Linked DNA regions of Mus musculus: region 2 is linked to region 1. The links are chromatin loops, found by intact Hi-C in ENCODE. Cell type or tissue: heart. All regions are shown on one strand.

Region 1 (8,000 bases):
CTAGGGTGTCATTCCTCAAGAGATACCTGCTTGGTTTGTTCCTTTTCTCTTTGAGTGTGTGCATATGCATGTGTGTGCCTGTGTGTGTCTGTGTCCCACACACATATGCATATGGAGGTCAGAAGTCATCCCCTGATGTAATTCCTTCAGGAGCCATTTACCTTATTTTTTTGAGATAGAATCTCTCACACTGGGACACGGGGTTCACCGATTTAGATAGGCCGATAGGCCAGCGAAACCCTGGGACTCTCTTCTCTCTACCTGCCAACACTGGGATTATAGCAGGCCTCATCATGCCTGCCTGTTTCCTTGATGCTGGGCTAGGACTCAGGTGTGCATTCTTATACCACAAGCACTTTCCAATTGAACTACCACCCACCTCAGCAACCTCAGTTTCTTTGGTTTTGAGACAGAGTCTCTCACTGGTGCGGATCTTGCCGTGTAAGTTAGGCTGGTGGCCATCACGTTCTGGCATCTGCCTGTCTCCACTTCCTCAGTGCTAGTACAAAAGCATGTACAGTCATACCCAGCTTCGATGACATCACACCCGGCTCTGATGACATCACACCCAGCTTCGATGACATCACACCCGGCTCTGATGACGTCACACCCGGCTCTGATGACGTCACACCCAGCTTTGGACACAGACTCTAGGGACTGATCCTTTTATAGCTGAGAATTTCATACAACTTGTCTTGATCATACTCACCTCCCATTCCCTAACTCTTCCTCGGCTCACCCCTCCTTTTTCCCTACCCAACTTTGTATCTTTTTTTTTTTTTTTTTGAATCTTTCAGGATAATTTGTGTCTTACCAAGTGCTACACTCTTCCTCTCCCAGCAACTAACAATTTGCCAGTAGCACCACTGCCCAACCCCCCCGTCCTTTCTGGGATTTGGTCTGGCATGAGCTTGCACAGGCTTTGTGTATGCTGTCAAATATGTGTGTGCTCATTCGTGCATCTGCCCTGCCAGGTCCAGAAGATAATGGTTCCTTGCAGTCACCAGCTGCCTCGGGCTCTTACGGTTTTTCTACTCCCTTCTGAAGTGATCCCTGAACCTTGGGAGGGAGTTTGCAGTTTATCTTTTCCGTTTCGGGCTGAGCATTCTGCACCCTGGCCAATTGTGGATCAGTGTGTTAAACACCATCTACTGACGACAGGAGCTTCCCAGCCTAGGGAATGCCTATGAGACATTAGGAGTCAGTTTCATACATACATTTAGCAGCACGATCATTTTGGGCTCTCCTCTGGGGCTTATGACCTGTGTAGGTGTGAAGTGTAGATTTTGCTACCCCGCCTAAGCTCTGGGAATGGCCAAGCAACCAGCCCCCACCCAGCTTCCCTTGAACCCAGGGATAAAGACACAGACACACACGTTGTTCATTTTCAACTTGCCTTCTTGGCACTATTCATGGGCATTATTAAACTCCTATGGCTAGCATGCCCTTATCAATACTCTTAGCTCTGCACCTCCCACCTGCCCTAAACTTTAGTTGCTCAGTACATCTAGTCCCTGCTAAACACCCCTGACCCCCTGCATGTAGGAGTGGCCTGTGTGGCCACTCCGTTTAGAGGTCTCACATGGCTGGTCAACTTTTTTCCATCTGAAGCATGACGAACTCTCCTCTCCTTCCTTGGATCTGTCTGCTTGCCTCCAGGGACCCGGAGGTCCCGCCTATCCCTTCTGCCCAGCAATTGGCTCATGGCTTCTTTACTGACAGATCAAGAACCAATTGGAGCTGGGGAGCCGGGCAGTGGTGGCGCACGCCTTTAATCCCAGCACTTGGGAGGCAGAGGCAGGCGGATTTCTGAGTTCGAGGCCAGCCTGGTCTACAAAGTGAGTTAGTTCCAGGACAGCCAGGGCTACACAGAGAAACCCTGTCTCGAAAAAACCAAAAGAAAAAAAAATTATTAAGGGCTCCTCATACTCCAGAGACTGGGGCAGAGGAGACTTTTGAGGTAGGAGGCCAACCTGGGCTACACAACAAAACCTTGTCTCAAGAGAAAATAGTTCCCCGAGGCATTATCCCTTTCTGTTGCACAAAGAAACAGGTGTTGGGTAAGGCTCCAGATATCTCAGAGCCAATTACGTTCTCTATGAAGTAAGGTCCGACAGGAATATATGACTGTAGATAAATGTTGTATGGAAAACACTAGTGCAGAGCTGGGCACGTTGTGGTACACGCCTTTAATCCCAGCACTTGGGAGGCAGAGGGAGAGTTTGAAGCCAGCCTGGTCTATAGAGCTAGTCTAGGACAGTCAGAGCTACACAAAGAAACCCTGCCTCAGAGAGAGAGAGAGAGAGAGAGAGAGAGAGAGAGAGAGAGAGAACACAAGAGAACACTAGGGCAGAAGAGCAAGGATGTCAAACACACCCTGCATTATCAGTATCTCCAAACCCTTGAAGAACGAGTGCCATTTAAGAGACCAGGTGGAAATCAGCAGTTGTAGGTGCTGAGTGAGGCTCCAGGCACATGTTCAAGCATGTACTATGTACTAAACCTTGTGGAGAGATACCAAGAATAAAGTGGCTCGCACGCACCCCGTAACTAACGATCCACCCCAGACCATGCATACTCCTGGCAGGGTAGGAACGGTCCCAGAGAAGATGGTCAGCCAAGAGAAAGAGGAGGAAGCTGGAGCTGGGGTACTACTGGGGCAGATGTGGCTCCTATGTCAGCGAAGTCACTTGGCCTGGGCCATCCTGTAGGTGCTTCCGGACCGCGAAGGAAAGCGCTGCATGTTTTGTGTGAAGACTGCCAGCCGCACCTATGAGATGAGCGCCTCAGACACCCGCCAGCGCCAGGAGTGGACGGCCGGTGAGTGCCGGCCTGGGTCTAACTGGGCCTGTTCACCGGAGTGACCTTTGGGGCCCCTTTGCGGTGGTGACTAGACCAGGGCTGACTCCGTCCGGCTCTGCCCTTAGCCATCCAGACTGCGATCCGGCTGCAGGCGGAGGGGAAGACGTCGCTGCACAAGGACCTGAAACAGAAGCGGCGGGAGCAGCGGGAACAGCGCGAGCGACGCCGGGCAGCCAAGGAGGAGGAGCTGCTGCGACTGCAGCAGCTGCAGGAGGAGAAGGAGAGGAAGCTGCAAGAACTGGAGCTGCTGCAGGAGGCTCAGCGGCAGGCCGAGCGGCTGCTGCAGGAAGAGGAGGAGCGCCGCCGTAGCCAGCACAAGGAGCTGCAGCAGGCTCTGGAGGGCCAGCTGCGGGAGGCGGAGCAGGTGAGACTGGCCCAGAGGGCGGGGCCGGGGAAGGGTTGGGGCGGGGTTATGACCGGGGCGTGACAGGAAGAAGAGCAGGGCGTAGTCCATGGTCTGGAGGATGCTATGGGCGGGGCCTAGATAGGGTGGAGCCCATTGGCTGAAGGATGGACCTAAGGTAGAGACTGAAAGATGCTGTGGGCGGGGCCTGAGGGGCCCTTAGGGGAATAGGTTGGAGTAGAGCCTGGATGCTTTGGGCATGGCCTAACGAATGTTAGGGTAGGGCCGGAACAAGGTTAGGGCTAGGGAAAACCCCTGGTAGAATGAGACCTGGTTCAGAATTCTTTTCTGGAGGCAGGACTTGGGCCGAGGAAGCTGCTTAAGGCTTCTTGATTGCAAATAATTTGGAATGAAATCAATCTAGACTTGAACTAAATTTTAACAAAACCAGTTTGGGGACCATAAGACGGGATGCATGTGAAGGGCAGAGTAGATGCACAGAAGCAATTGACTTTAAATTTTAAATTGAGAAAACGCAATTCTAGAGCTGGCTCAAAGGATAAAGGTGCTTGCCACACATACCTAGCGTCCTGAATTCCGTTCCTGGAACCCCAGAAAGATGGGCAGAGGGAACCGGCTCCACAACGTTGTCCTCTGACCGCCACAGGCATGCTGTGGCATGTGTGCCCATTACACCTCCGCCTTAAGAGCTGTATGAGCTCAGACATGCACTAAGTCTCTCCGTATCAGTAACTAGAGCTCTGTATATGGAAATGGGACGAGGATTCTGTGAAGGAATAGATGTAAGGAGTTTAATAAAGCCAGGCAGGTGCTACTTAGTGAGTTTGAGGCCAACCTGCACTACCTGAGATCCTGTCTCAAAGAACAAAGTAGGTCTAAAATGATAGCCTCACAGTTAAGACCACTGGCTGCTTTTTCAGAGGACCAAGCTTGAGCTTGTGCACCCACATGGGAGCTCATAGCCAGCCAGCAGATCGCACACCCTCTTCTTGCCTCTGCGAGTAGTGTTCTCATGTGGTGCACAGACATATGCAGCCAAAACACCCATGCATATGAACTAATAAAACTATAACAACAACAACCTGGGTGGTGGTGGCACACGCTTTTATTCCCAGCACTTGGGAGGCAGAGGCAGGAGAATCTCTGTGAGGTCGAGGTCAGCCTCAGAGAAACTTGGTCTCAGAAGAAAAATAAAAGCGTTCAATAACTTGTGGTTATTGTAATAATTGCAGTTCCTGGCACCCGCCATAATGATATTATAATTGTTAGGGTAGGAGCTAGGAAGGGATTACCTTCGTTTAATATGCTGGTTTATTGTAATATAACGTATTATGATGTTTAATTACATGTAATTATAACCGGTGTTGTTTTGTGTGAGGCTGGATAGCAAACATACAGCCATGGGCACATCAGGTGAGCCCTCTGCTGCTGAGCTACAGCCCCAGCAAGCGTCTAATTATTCTTTCTAAGGTCAGTGCAAAAACAATAGGAGGATTCAGGGTCTTAAACAGGTCAGATCAGGAAACCCCAACTAAAGACCCTCCATACACAGAGCCAGGAAGAGTTAGGGTTGGGGGGTTGGGGAGTTGGCTGGGGAGGGGGCAGTAGCCTGTCTTTCTCCTCCGGTGTCCCACTGATTCGCTCTTTGCTCCCCACAGGCCCGGGCCTCTATGCAGGCTGAGATGGAGCTGAAGAAGGAAGAGGCGGCCCGGCAACGGCAGCGCATCGCTGAACTGGAGGAGATGCAGGAGCGGCTGCAGGAAGCTCTGCAACTAGAGGTGAAAGCTAGGCGGGATGAGGAGGCCGTGCGCCTCGCCCAGACCAGGTAGGCACGGTGGCCAGGGAACCTTTCCTGCCAGCGCCCGCGCGGACCCTCCCTCCCCGGCTCTGAGATGTCCCTGTGCACTCTGGCAGGCTGCTGGAGGAGGAGGAGGAGAAGCTGAAGCAGCTGATGCATCTGAAGGAGGAGCAAGAGCGCTACATCGAGCGAGCGCAGCAGGAGAAGCAGGAGCTCCAGCAGGAGATGGCGCTGCAGAGCCGTTCCCTGCAGCACGCCCAGCAGCAGCTGGAGGAAGTGCGGCAGAACCGGCAGAGGGCAGACGAGGACGTGGAGGTGAGACAAGGCCGGGAACCGGGAGAAGCTGGGGGAGCCAGTGTGTCACTGAGCCGGACCCCAGAGCCAAGCTACCTGTCTGCCAACTCGCATTATCATCAGCTGGCTGTGCCATCGCCTACAGATTGCCTAACCTCTCTGTCTGAAGTCTCTTATCTGTGAGAGGAAGCAGATACCACGTTACCACTACAGAACAAGCTTAGTTTAAGCATGGTATTTAGTATGTAAATGCTGAACACACCTGTGGCTGTGTTTGCCAATAGTATTATTAACCTGGGCAGGATTCCCCACCTCCTAGCCTCCAAAACACTCCCCGGAGCTTGAATGCCTGTAGAAAAGGTTCTAGGTTGTTGTTGTTGTTGTTTTGGTTTTAGATTTGTTTCTTTTTTAATCTCTTTTAAAACTTATTAAAATGTATGTGTATGTGTGCTTTGTCTGCATGAATGTCTGTGTACTACGTGTGAACAGTGTGCACAGAGGCCAGCAGGTGTTAGTTATTGCATCCCCTGAGTCTGGAGTTACAGTTGTAAGCTACTATATGGTGCTGATAGAGTTCAACCCTGGTCTTTTAAAAGCAATCAGTACTTTTTTTTTTTTTTTTGGTTTTTCGAGACAGGGTTTCTCTGTATAGCCCTGGCTGTCCTGGAGCTCACTTTGTAGACCAGGCTGGCCTCAAACTCAGAAATCCGCCTGCCTCTGCCTCCCGAGTGCTGGAATTAAAGGCACGCCCGGCTTTAATCTTTTTTTTTTTTTTTTTTTTTTTTTTTTTGGTTGCAATCAGTGCTTTTTACTCCAGCCCAATGATGTGTTTTTTCTTAAAGTAATTTAAAAATGTTTTATTTATTTTATGTATGACTGCTCTGTCTGCATGCCCACCTGCATGCCAGAAGAAGGCATCAGATCCCATTACAGATGGTTGTGATCCAATGTGCTTGCTGGGAATTGAACTCAGGACCTCTTGAAGAGCAGACAGTGCTCTTAACCACTGAGCCACCTCTCCAACCCCCCAATGATGTCAGTCATTCATATATATATACACACACACATATACATTGGTTGAGTTCTAGGCCAGCCTGATCTTTAGAATGAGTTTAGGACAGACAGTTACATACCCTACCTATTTTTTTTTTTTTTTAATTTTTAACCGGGGCTGAAGTGGTAGCTTAGTGGTTAAGAGTACATGCTGCTCTTCCAGAGGACTGGAGTTCAGTTCCCAGCATCCACAGGCTACAAGGCTACAGGCAGGATCTCCTGTAACCCACGCTGGCCTTTAACTCATTATGTAGCCCAGGCTTTGACCTCCCTCTCCTCTACATCCCAAGTACTAGAGTTACAGGCATGGCATGCACCTCACCACCATGCCCAGCCTTACAGGACTTCCTGGGGGGTAGGGGTGGGGGATGGGTAGCTGTGATCAGATTCTCAGGGCCTCTGAAGATGACCAGGCCAGCAGCCTCCACCACCACGGATGGCAGTTCTGACCCACTCCCACCGCCTTGCCCCATAGGCTGCCCAGAGGAAGTTGCGCCAGGCCAGCACCAACGTGAAACACTGGAATGTCCAGATGAACAGGCTCATGCATCCGATCGAGCCAGGAGGTGAGCCTTCCCTGGCTTGGGAGGAAGGAGGGGAGGCTGCCAGATCACCCGGATCATGAAGGAGGTGGAACTGAAGGTCAAAGGTTTCCCTTCTCCCAGAGCAGAGGCACAACCCTCACCTCTCCCATTCTGACTCACATTTTCCCTTTCTCCCTCTCTTCTCTCTGCCAGATAAGCGACCCACCACCAGCAGCTCCTTCACGGGCTTCCAGCCCCCTCCGCTTGCCCGCCGGGACTCCTCTCTAAAGCGCCTGACCCGCTGGGGTTCCCAAGGTAACAGAACCCTCTCAGTCAATAGCAGCGAACAGAAGTCCCTCAATGGTGGAGATGAGACTCCCATCCTAGCTTTGGCCTCTCAGGAAGAAAAACTGGATCCAGCACCAGGGAATTAGCTCCGACCACCCCCTTGTTCTTCCGATGCTGTGTCTACGGACTTGGCCACAGCAGGCCTGTGGGTGATTCCTGGTGCTACCACCTGCCGACCAAAAGCCGATCAAGGATTGAACTTGGTTGCCATTCTCAGCAGGCCGAGACCGTGGAGGCTGTTTGAGATATTAATACTTGAGAATATGGTTGTGTGCTTCAGTCTCAAGGATCTGGGACCAGAACTGGGAAAGAAAAGGAATGACCAAGACAAGATCATACGCCCCTCCCTCCAGACCAAGTTATGGAGACATACTTCCAAATAAAACTGCTCACAACTGCCCACTGCTCCTGCCCTTCCCTCCCTCCCTTCCTTTATCCATCCCTCCCTCCAACCACCTCCCCATCCCTCCCTCGAGTTCAAGTTCTAGGTCCCAGGGACAGCAGGTGTGGCAAAGTGGTTAGGAACACGGACTGTGGGCTGAACTAGGCTCTGCCATTTTCTCACGGGTGAACTTCACGCCCCCCCATACACACATTGGTCTATAGAGAGGATCATAATCCCTGATGTAGCAGGCCTGAGTGGAGCGTCGTCATTACTAGTATCTGAAAGTGTTTATTGAGCATCTACTGTCTACCTGGAGTCCACCCATGTTACGTCATTCGCAAAGAACCCCTAAGTGCTGGACGGCTGTTATCA
Region 2 (8,000 bases), 140 kb after region 1:
TCTGGGCACCCCACATCCTAACCCCCCTTTCTTCTTCTAAACTCTTCAAGCTAAGAGCTGCAGGGTTCTGGCGAGAGGACCTCTCCCGGGCAGCCCTGTTTCCTGTGCACACCAGAATATCTTCGCACCTCTTTTCCAATCCCTAAACCGGGTGACACACCTGTTTGGGGCGCAGCGGGGGCTCGGGGCTCAAGCAGTCCTCTTCATGGCCGCTGAGGGTACAAAGGGACCAGGTTGTTCCTCTCTTGCCGTCTACTCTCCCCCTCCCTACTGCGGCCCAGAAACTAGGGTTTGGAGTTCAGGTGGGGCGATGTGGGGCTCCCACCTGTCTGAGGCCCACACTTCCCGAAGGGTCTCCTCCTGCAGTGGCATTGCGTCTGTGTGCCTGTCACGGCCACCACCCCTCTCTCTCTCTCTGGTGACTCGCCGCTCCCCAGCCTCCCTTCCTTCCTAGCTAATCTCGGCTCAGCTTCTCCCCACCTTCCGGGCCAAGAGGCCACCAGGACTCACCTCTAAGGATAAGATGTTCTAGCCCCATTGGCTGAACCATTGAAGGGAAGCTCTGGAGCCCAGCTCTCCTCACTACAGCGGCCGGGAAGAAAAGGATATTCCACCCACCTCACTTTGCTACCTAAGATGTCAGTGGTGCGGGGTGCTGGAGAGTAAAAGGCCAGAGTGGCCCTCCAGACTGTCTTTGCCTCCCCCTTTTCCCAGACAGGGTCTCACTCTGTAGCCAGGGCCTTCCTGTGTGGGCTGGCCTGGAACCCAAGACTCTCCAATCTCCTGAGTGTGAGGATTGCCACCATGTGACACCATACTCAGCCTGAGACACGCTCATTTAAAATGTTTACATTTATTTATTGCATGTGTAGGTGGGACACATGGCCTGCTTCCTGTGTAAAGAGGACCTGAGGACAACTCCTTCTAGCGTGTGGCAGCATGTGGCAGCGTGTGCCCTGCCTAAGCCATTTCCCACAGCTTGCTTGCTTTCTCTTTCTTTCTTTCTTTCTTTCTTTCTTTCTTTCTTTCTTTCTTTCTTTCTTGTTTTTTTTTTTTTTTTTTGTTTGTTTGTTTTTTTTGTTTTTTGTTTTTTTGAGACAGGGTTTCTCTGTATAGTCCTGGCTGTCCTGGAACTCACTTTGTAGACCAGGCTGACCTTGAACTCAGAAATCCGCCTGCCTCTGCCTCCCAAGTGCTGGGATTAAAGGCGTGCACGCCACCACTGCCTGGCTCCTTTTATTTTTAAAGACAAGGTTTCACTATGCAGCCCTGGCTCATCTAGAGCTTGCTATATAGACAACCAGGCTAGCCTTCAGTTAATTCCCAGGGATATGCCTGCCTCCACCTCCTTAGTGTGGGATAACAGGCTTGCCTTGCTGGCTTGACTTGAGAGATGTATCGCAAGCGGTTGGGTTAAGGGGTCCCCAAAGCTTCCAGATCAGGAAGGGAGTCAGCAAGACACAAGGGTCACCCACAGCCTGGTGTGCTGGGAGGTGTGGGTTACTTGGAGGCAGCCCTGAGTGTGTCACTGAAGAGCTGCCGCCCCATCACCCTACATATAAGATAGGTGTAATAGCCCTGTGGAACCACAGGAAATGAGGTGACAGAGGAGAAGCCGCATACAGCAGACACTCGGTACTCTCCTTGGGTGCCCTTCTTCAGGGCCCACTGCACACAACACACATCTTGACCAGGGTTTGATTTCTTTCTTTCTTTCTCTCTTTCTTTCTTTCTTTCTTTCTTTCTTTCTTTCTTTCTTTCTTTCTCTTTCTTTCTTTTTTTAAGATTTATTTATTTATCATATGTAAGTACACTGTAGCTGTCTTCAGACACACATCAGATCTCATTACAGATGGTTGTGAGCCACCATGTGGTTGCTGGGAATTGAACTCAGGACCTCTGGAAGAGCAGTCAGTTTTAATCACTGAGTCATCTCTCCAGTCCCTCAAGAAATCTTTTTTTTTTTTAAAGATTTATTTATTTATTATATGTAAGTACACTGTAGTTGTCTTCAGACACTCCAAAAGAGGGCATCAGATCTTGTTACAGATGGTTGTGAGCCACCATGTGGTTGCTGGGATTTGAACTCTGGACCTTCGGAAGAGCAGTCGGGTGCTCTTACCCACTGAGCCATCTCACCAGCCCTCAAGAAATCTTAATAAAAGTAAATCCTGGGCTGGAGAGATGGCTCAGTGGTTAAGAGCACTGACTGCTCTTCCAGTGGTCCTGAGTTCAATTCCCAGCAACCACATGGTGGCTCACAACCATCTGTAATGGATTCTGATGCCCTATTTTTTTTTTTTTTTTTGGTGTCTGAAGACAGCTACAGTGTACTCATATAAATAAAATAACCCTTTTAATAAATAAATAAATCTTTAAAAAATAAAAATCTTAAAAACCAAAACCAAATCCAAGGACTGGTAAGATGATGGCTCAGTAGGTAAGAGGAGCTTGCTGCAGAGCTTGAACACCTACGTTAGATCTCCAGAACTCACATGCTGGGAAGCCAAAACCAACTCCTACAAGCTGACCTCTGACCTCCAGGAGTGTGTGTGTCCCAGGGCACTCACACACACCCCCTCCACAGGCAACAAATGTAACTTTAAAACTAAAAATGTATAATTTTTTTGAGTCATCTTGAGTAGAATGTGCTCAAATTCCCTCCCCTTGACATCGACATTTTAATTCCCTAGTTCCCCAGTTCCCGGCAGGGGCCGTCCCAAGGGGACTCTGAGAAAAGCAGACCTCGGAGGGCTAATGGCTTGGGGCGTGGGAAGGGGACTCAGGTGGGTCAGAGGTGACTTTAGGATTTTGAGCGTCCAGCGCAGGCCGAGAGTCAGGTCTGGGACATAGATAGGCAGGCGTCAGGAGCTTTGATCTGCTGACCTCCTGGACTGCAGGACAGACAGGCTTGGTCTCTATAATTACACCTTGTTTTGAACTCAATGGGACATTTCTTAACCAGATCCCTGCCTGGCCTTAGTCACCAGACTCAATTCCACATAAATTTAGCTGCTTTCTAAAAATCAACTTTCAGAAGACAGACATTGCCTGGTCCCCAAGTTCACCCATGACTCATGACTTAAGTCACTTGCCCAAAGCTACATAGCTTGCTCTCTCAGTAACTCCAGATGACACCTACGATGGGCCTGGTTTTTTTTTTTTTTTTTTTTTTTCTTTTTTGGTTTTTTGAGACAGGGTTTCTCTGTATAGCCCTGGCTGTCCTGGAACTCACTTTGTAGACCAGGCTGGCCTTGAACTCAGAAATCCTCCTGCCTCTGCCTCCCAAGTGCTGGGATTAAAGGCGTGTGCCACCACTGCCCACTCATTTTGTTTGTTTTTTTGTTTTTCGAGACAGGGTTTCTCTGTGTAGCCCTGGCTGTCCTGGAACTCACTTTGTAGACCAGGCTGGCCTTGAACTCAGAAATTCACCTGCCTCTGCCTCCCAAGTGCTGGGATTAAAGGCATTTTAAAAAAACTTTTTACAATATCATTTTAGAAAACAATATTTATTCATTTTTTACTGCGTGGATGTTTTACCCTCAGGGGTAGAAGAGGCCGTCCGAGCCCTGGAACTGGAGGTTAGAGATGGTTGTGAGCTGCCAAAGGGATGCTGAGATCCAAACCCAGTCTTCCGCAAGGGAAGCGAGTGCTCTGAGCCCCTTGGTATTTTCTTGTTAAGCCTAGTCCCTGGCTTTAAACACCAGTAGACACATGCCCTTCCCACTCTGTGGCTAAGTGTACCTACCACGGGAGAATTCTAGCAACTGACTGATACTTTGTGAAGTGCCTGCTATGCTCCCGGTACCCTCTGTCCAGCAGATCCCATAACCTTCTGTCACGGATCAGGAAACGGGGAGGGTGTGGATGGCAGACCCGGAATGGCACTTAACCTCAGGCTCCCTGGCTCCCCCTAGCGGCGAAGAGGCGAGGGACCCGGGAGCGACCCCGGAGAAAGCTTCAGGCAGGACAAACTGCAACACACATCCCACAGCCTGGTGGCCAATTACACATGTCCTCTTTGCTGCAGCTTCTCCCTCCATCTATGAAATTCGTTCGCTCATTGGAAGGGTTAGTTACTTTCTTCTGGTGGGCTTTTAAACCTCCAGGAGCAGCATCAGGGAGCACTTCACTGACTGGTGCAAACAAACAAAAACCCCTGAGAGCCAGGCGTGGTGGCGCACGCCTTTAATTCCAGCACTTGGGAGGCAGAAGCAGGCAGATTTCTGAGTTCGAGGCCAGCCTGGTCTACAAAGTGAGTTCCAGGACATCCAGAGCTATACAGAGAAACCCTGTCTCAAAAACAAAACAAAACAAAAAACCAAAACAACAACCAAAAACCCTGAGAACCTAGAACACACGCAGCAGTGCTCCCTACAAAGGCATCCTTGCAGCACTTGCCAGTAGCGGGGGGTGGGGGTGGGGGTGTGGGTGGAGGGTGCTGCTCACAGGACTTAGGTCTTTCCTCCTTAGCCAGCTGCGGGAGTCACTGAGAGGCCACAGAGCAAATAGAGAGACCTGCGCCCAGTGCTAGCCCAGCCCCGGGCAGTGAGGGAGTGACTCAGTCACCACTTCTCAGGAGCCTCCAGAAAGTTGATAGGGCTCTTGCCTAGTGCATCTCTGAAGCCCCCCCCCCCACACCCTCCTTTCAGGCAGGCTGTGCCTCCCTTCCCCCCAAAACAGCTCCACCTACCAGGGACCAAGTGTGCAAAGAGCTGAGCCTCTGGGGGCCATCTTCCACTCAAGGCACCTCAGGACTAATCGGGACTTAGAAGCAGAGCGAAGGCTGAGGCCCCTGGCTTTCTCTTCCTCTGGTCTGGCCACAGAGAACCAAGTCCACAATTTTCAGGGTTTCCAAAAGTGGATCTCTGGCAAAATGGGCTCTTTAAGGTCTCCCTTGTGTTCCTGTAATTCCAGGACTTAGCAGAAGGATTTCAGGGGTGGTGGTGGTTAGAGAGATCCTTGGCTACATAGAGTTTGAGGCCAGCCTGGGCTACGTGGGACCTTGACTCCGGAGTTTGTATTTTCATATGGCACCAGGCGAAGACAGGGAGTCCTTTATTTATTTATTTATTTATTTATTTATTTATTTATTTATTATATGTAAGTACACTGTAGCTGTCTTCAGACACTCCAGAAGAGGGCGTCAGATCTCATTACGGATGGTTGTGAGCCACCATGTGGTTGCTGGGATTTGGACTCCAGACGTTTGGACTCACCAGCCCAACAGGGACTCCTTCTACACCTGCCTTTGACCTACTTCAGGCCTTGTTCAGTGTAGAATGTGGGTCTGTGATCTGAACTGGACCAGGTAATTTACGAGATTGGTTTTTTTAAAAAAAGATTTATTCATTTTACTTATATGAGTACACTGTGGCTGTCTTCAACACACCAGAAGAGTACATTGGATCCCATTACAGATGGTTGTGAGCCACACATGGTTGTTGGGATTTGACCTCAAGACTTCTAGAAGAGCAATCAGTGCTCTTGACCGTTGAGCCATCTCTCCAGCTCCCAATTTACAAGATTTTGTTTGTTTCTACTTTTTACTTGAAAACAGTTTTAACCTGTGGCACACACCTTTAATCGAAATACTCAGGAGGCAGAGGCAGGAAGAGCTCTGAGTTTGAGGCCAGCCTGGTCTATAGAGTGAGCTCCAGGACAGCCAAGGTTATACACTGAGACTCTGTTTTAGGCCTCCCCCCCCCCCCGCCCCAAACCCCAGTCCTCCCAACAAAAAATATCATGAAACATCTTGGTTAAAGATCCCTGTGGGTCATTGCTAAGTGTGAACCAGGCTGGGCTGGGTTATAAATGATACAGTCTTCAGAGGAAATCCAAGATGAACCCCCAAATGACACAGATTAGGTGTCTCAGTTGGATTCGTTTTTCTCTACCAGTTAAAGATTATTTTGAGACTGGGCCTCTCTGTGTAGCCTTAACTGTCTTGGAACTAGCCCTGTAGACCAGGCTGGCCTCAAACTCACATAGATCTGCCTCTCTCTGCCTCTGCCTCTGCCTCTGCCTCTGCCTCTGCCTCTGCCTCTGCCTCTGCCTCTGCCTCTGCCTCTGCCTCTGCCTCTGCCTCTGCCTCTGCCTCTGCCTCTGCCTCTGCCTCTGCCTCTGCCTCTGCCTCTGCCTCTGCCTCTGCCTCTGCCTCTGCCTCTGCCTCTGCCTCTGCCTCTGCCTCTGCCTCTGCCTCTGCCTCTGCCTCTGCCTCTGCCTCTGCCTCTGCCTCTGCCTCTGCCTCTGCCTCTGCCTCTGCCTCTGCCTCTGCCTCTGCCTCTGCCTCTGCCTCTGCCTCAGCCGCCCAGCCCCGTTAAAGAATTAGAAGGTGGAAGAGATCTAAAGCATAACAAGTAGCCACAGAGAAACCTTACACATGGCAGATGGAGAAATGTGCATGCGTGCGCACACACATACATACATACATACATACATACACACATACACACACACACACACACACACACACACAGAGGCTCTCTTTCTCTCTCTCTCTCTCTTTCTCTCTCTCTCTGCACACACACACACACAGAAAGGCTCTCTGCAAAGCAGAGGAGACTCAGACAGCTTGCAAATACAGTCTTCAAGGGCTGGGCTCTTACGGCCTCTCATGTGTTTTCCTTGCCTAATTTACTTTGAAGAAAGCCAGGATAGGCGATTGGCCAGAGCTGGTTATTTTATTTCTTGTCATAAGCAGGCCTTGGCCTTGTACTTGGTGAGTCAGACAGTCAGCAGGCAGCCTGCTGGTAAGAGACAAAAGCCCAAGTTAGGAGGGAAAGATAGATGCCTACCAGCCATCTTGGAAATTTGCCACCTTTACAACCTAGCCATGTCCCTTCTCCCTATCTGTCTGCCTACCTAGTTTAGCTCCTTGTCTCTCACCATGTCTCCTGCTTCCATCCTCTGAGAACCACCAGAGTCACAGTGCTCACTTGAGGAGTCCGTGAACCTGAGCGATGCCTTCCTCCTCCAGCTGTCCCAGAGACATTGTTCCCACCGAGCCTCAGAGGTCCCAAGTGAAGACCAAGGAGCCCAGGAAAGGCCAGGAGGACTCTCCTGATGGCAGATAGGAGACAGAAGAACCCAACTAACCCATACCACAGGGAGACCTTCAACAGGCAGGTGATTGCTCACCCGTCACGGTTCATAGTCTGTGAGGCCATGTTACTCTGACTGGCCAGCTAGCATGCTGTGTCTGCCCTGGGCAGTGCCCTGTGGGATAGCCCCATCCTAATGGAGAATTAATCCTAACAGAAAAAGATGTATTTTCCTCACTGGGGAGTCGCCAGCAGCTTTAGGAAGAATGACAGGGCTGGGGAGACAGGAGCTGTGGTGTCCAGGGACAGTGTGTGGGCTTAAGCCACCCAGGCTTTGTGGCTGCACCCTCACTAAGCCACTTAGGTGACAGGTGTTCTGGGGGCTGTTTTACAGGGGGCCCCAAGTGGCTTGTCCAAGGCAGATGGCTAGCTCACAGCAGAACTGGATGCATCTGTGCTTGGCATCCTGTCTGCAAGCCCCTCCCCCCCAGAGCCCCAAGGTGCCAGTGTGAAACCCTAGGAGCTGGTTTAGGGGCCCCTGAGGCACCTTATGATGCCCCCCTCCCCCCACACCTGGCGACTGACCCTTCAAGACTCTGCAGGTGAAGGTGCATAGTTTCAGGCAGAGTAGGGACCACCAGTATAGAGGCCTTGTGACAGCCGCGAGCTGGAGACAGACTATGTTGCCCCCTTGCTGTGTGTCTTGGTGCCAGTCACTTAACTTCTCTGAGCCTCCAGTTACTCATTCCCGGGAAGGGCAGTTTGTTCTTCCAAAGGAACCCCCTTTGACGATCAGACTATAGAGACAATGGACTCCAAAGCATTGGGAGGCCTCCAGGATTCTCACCCTGGGAGAAGAAACCACCTGAAGCCTGTGTACCAGCTAGAGAGGATCTTGTCCTCCAGGCAAACATTTCCCAGGGTCCTGACAACAGCCAGACAGTCACCTCGCAGGAG

The links. A loop is a pair of places that touch in the nucleus more often than their neighbours do. Peaks named below come from ENCODE experiments on the same cell type or tissue, not always from the same donor. Only the 100,000 strongest peaks of a DNase experiment are listed, where the experiment ranks them.
Region 2: it touches region 1 in a loop (5-fold over the local background); 7 of 42 quality-filtered maps call a loop at or near these places.

The regions. Positions count from the first base shown.
Region 1 is chr17:28,220,961-28,228,960 of GRCm38, forward strand. It overlaps Def6 (differentially expressed in FDCP 6), which reads left to right. Exons shown (of 11, transcript NM_027185.3): 6 at 2,712-2,820; 7 at 2,928-3,226; 8 at 4,885-5,051; 9 at 5,141-5,339; 10 at 6,847-6,937; 11 at 7,109-7,648. The coding sequence ends at 7,329. Among named protein-coding and RNA genes, the nearest start is that of Ppard, 7.8 kb to the right of the region's middle. In heart, CTCF peaks have their summits at 3,168 and 3,368; DNase peaks (open chromatin) are centred at 3,261 and 5,291; H3K4me3 peaks cover 2,283 bases; H3K27ac peaks cover 1,936 bases; H3K27me3 peaks cover 1,005 bases.
Region 2 is chr17:28,364,746-28,372,745 of GRCm38, forward strand. Tulp1 (tubby like protein 1) reads right to left here and starts at 471. Exons shown (of 15, transcript NM_021478.2): 1 at 326-471; 2 at 161-212. The coding sequence starts at 372. In heart, a CTCF peak has its summit at 3,914 (motif pointing left); a DNase peak (open chromatin) is centred at 3,906; H3K4me3 peaks cover 764 bases; H3K27ac peaks cover 601 bases; H3K27me3 peaks cover 2,000 bases.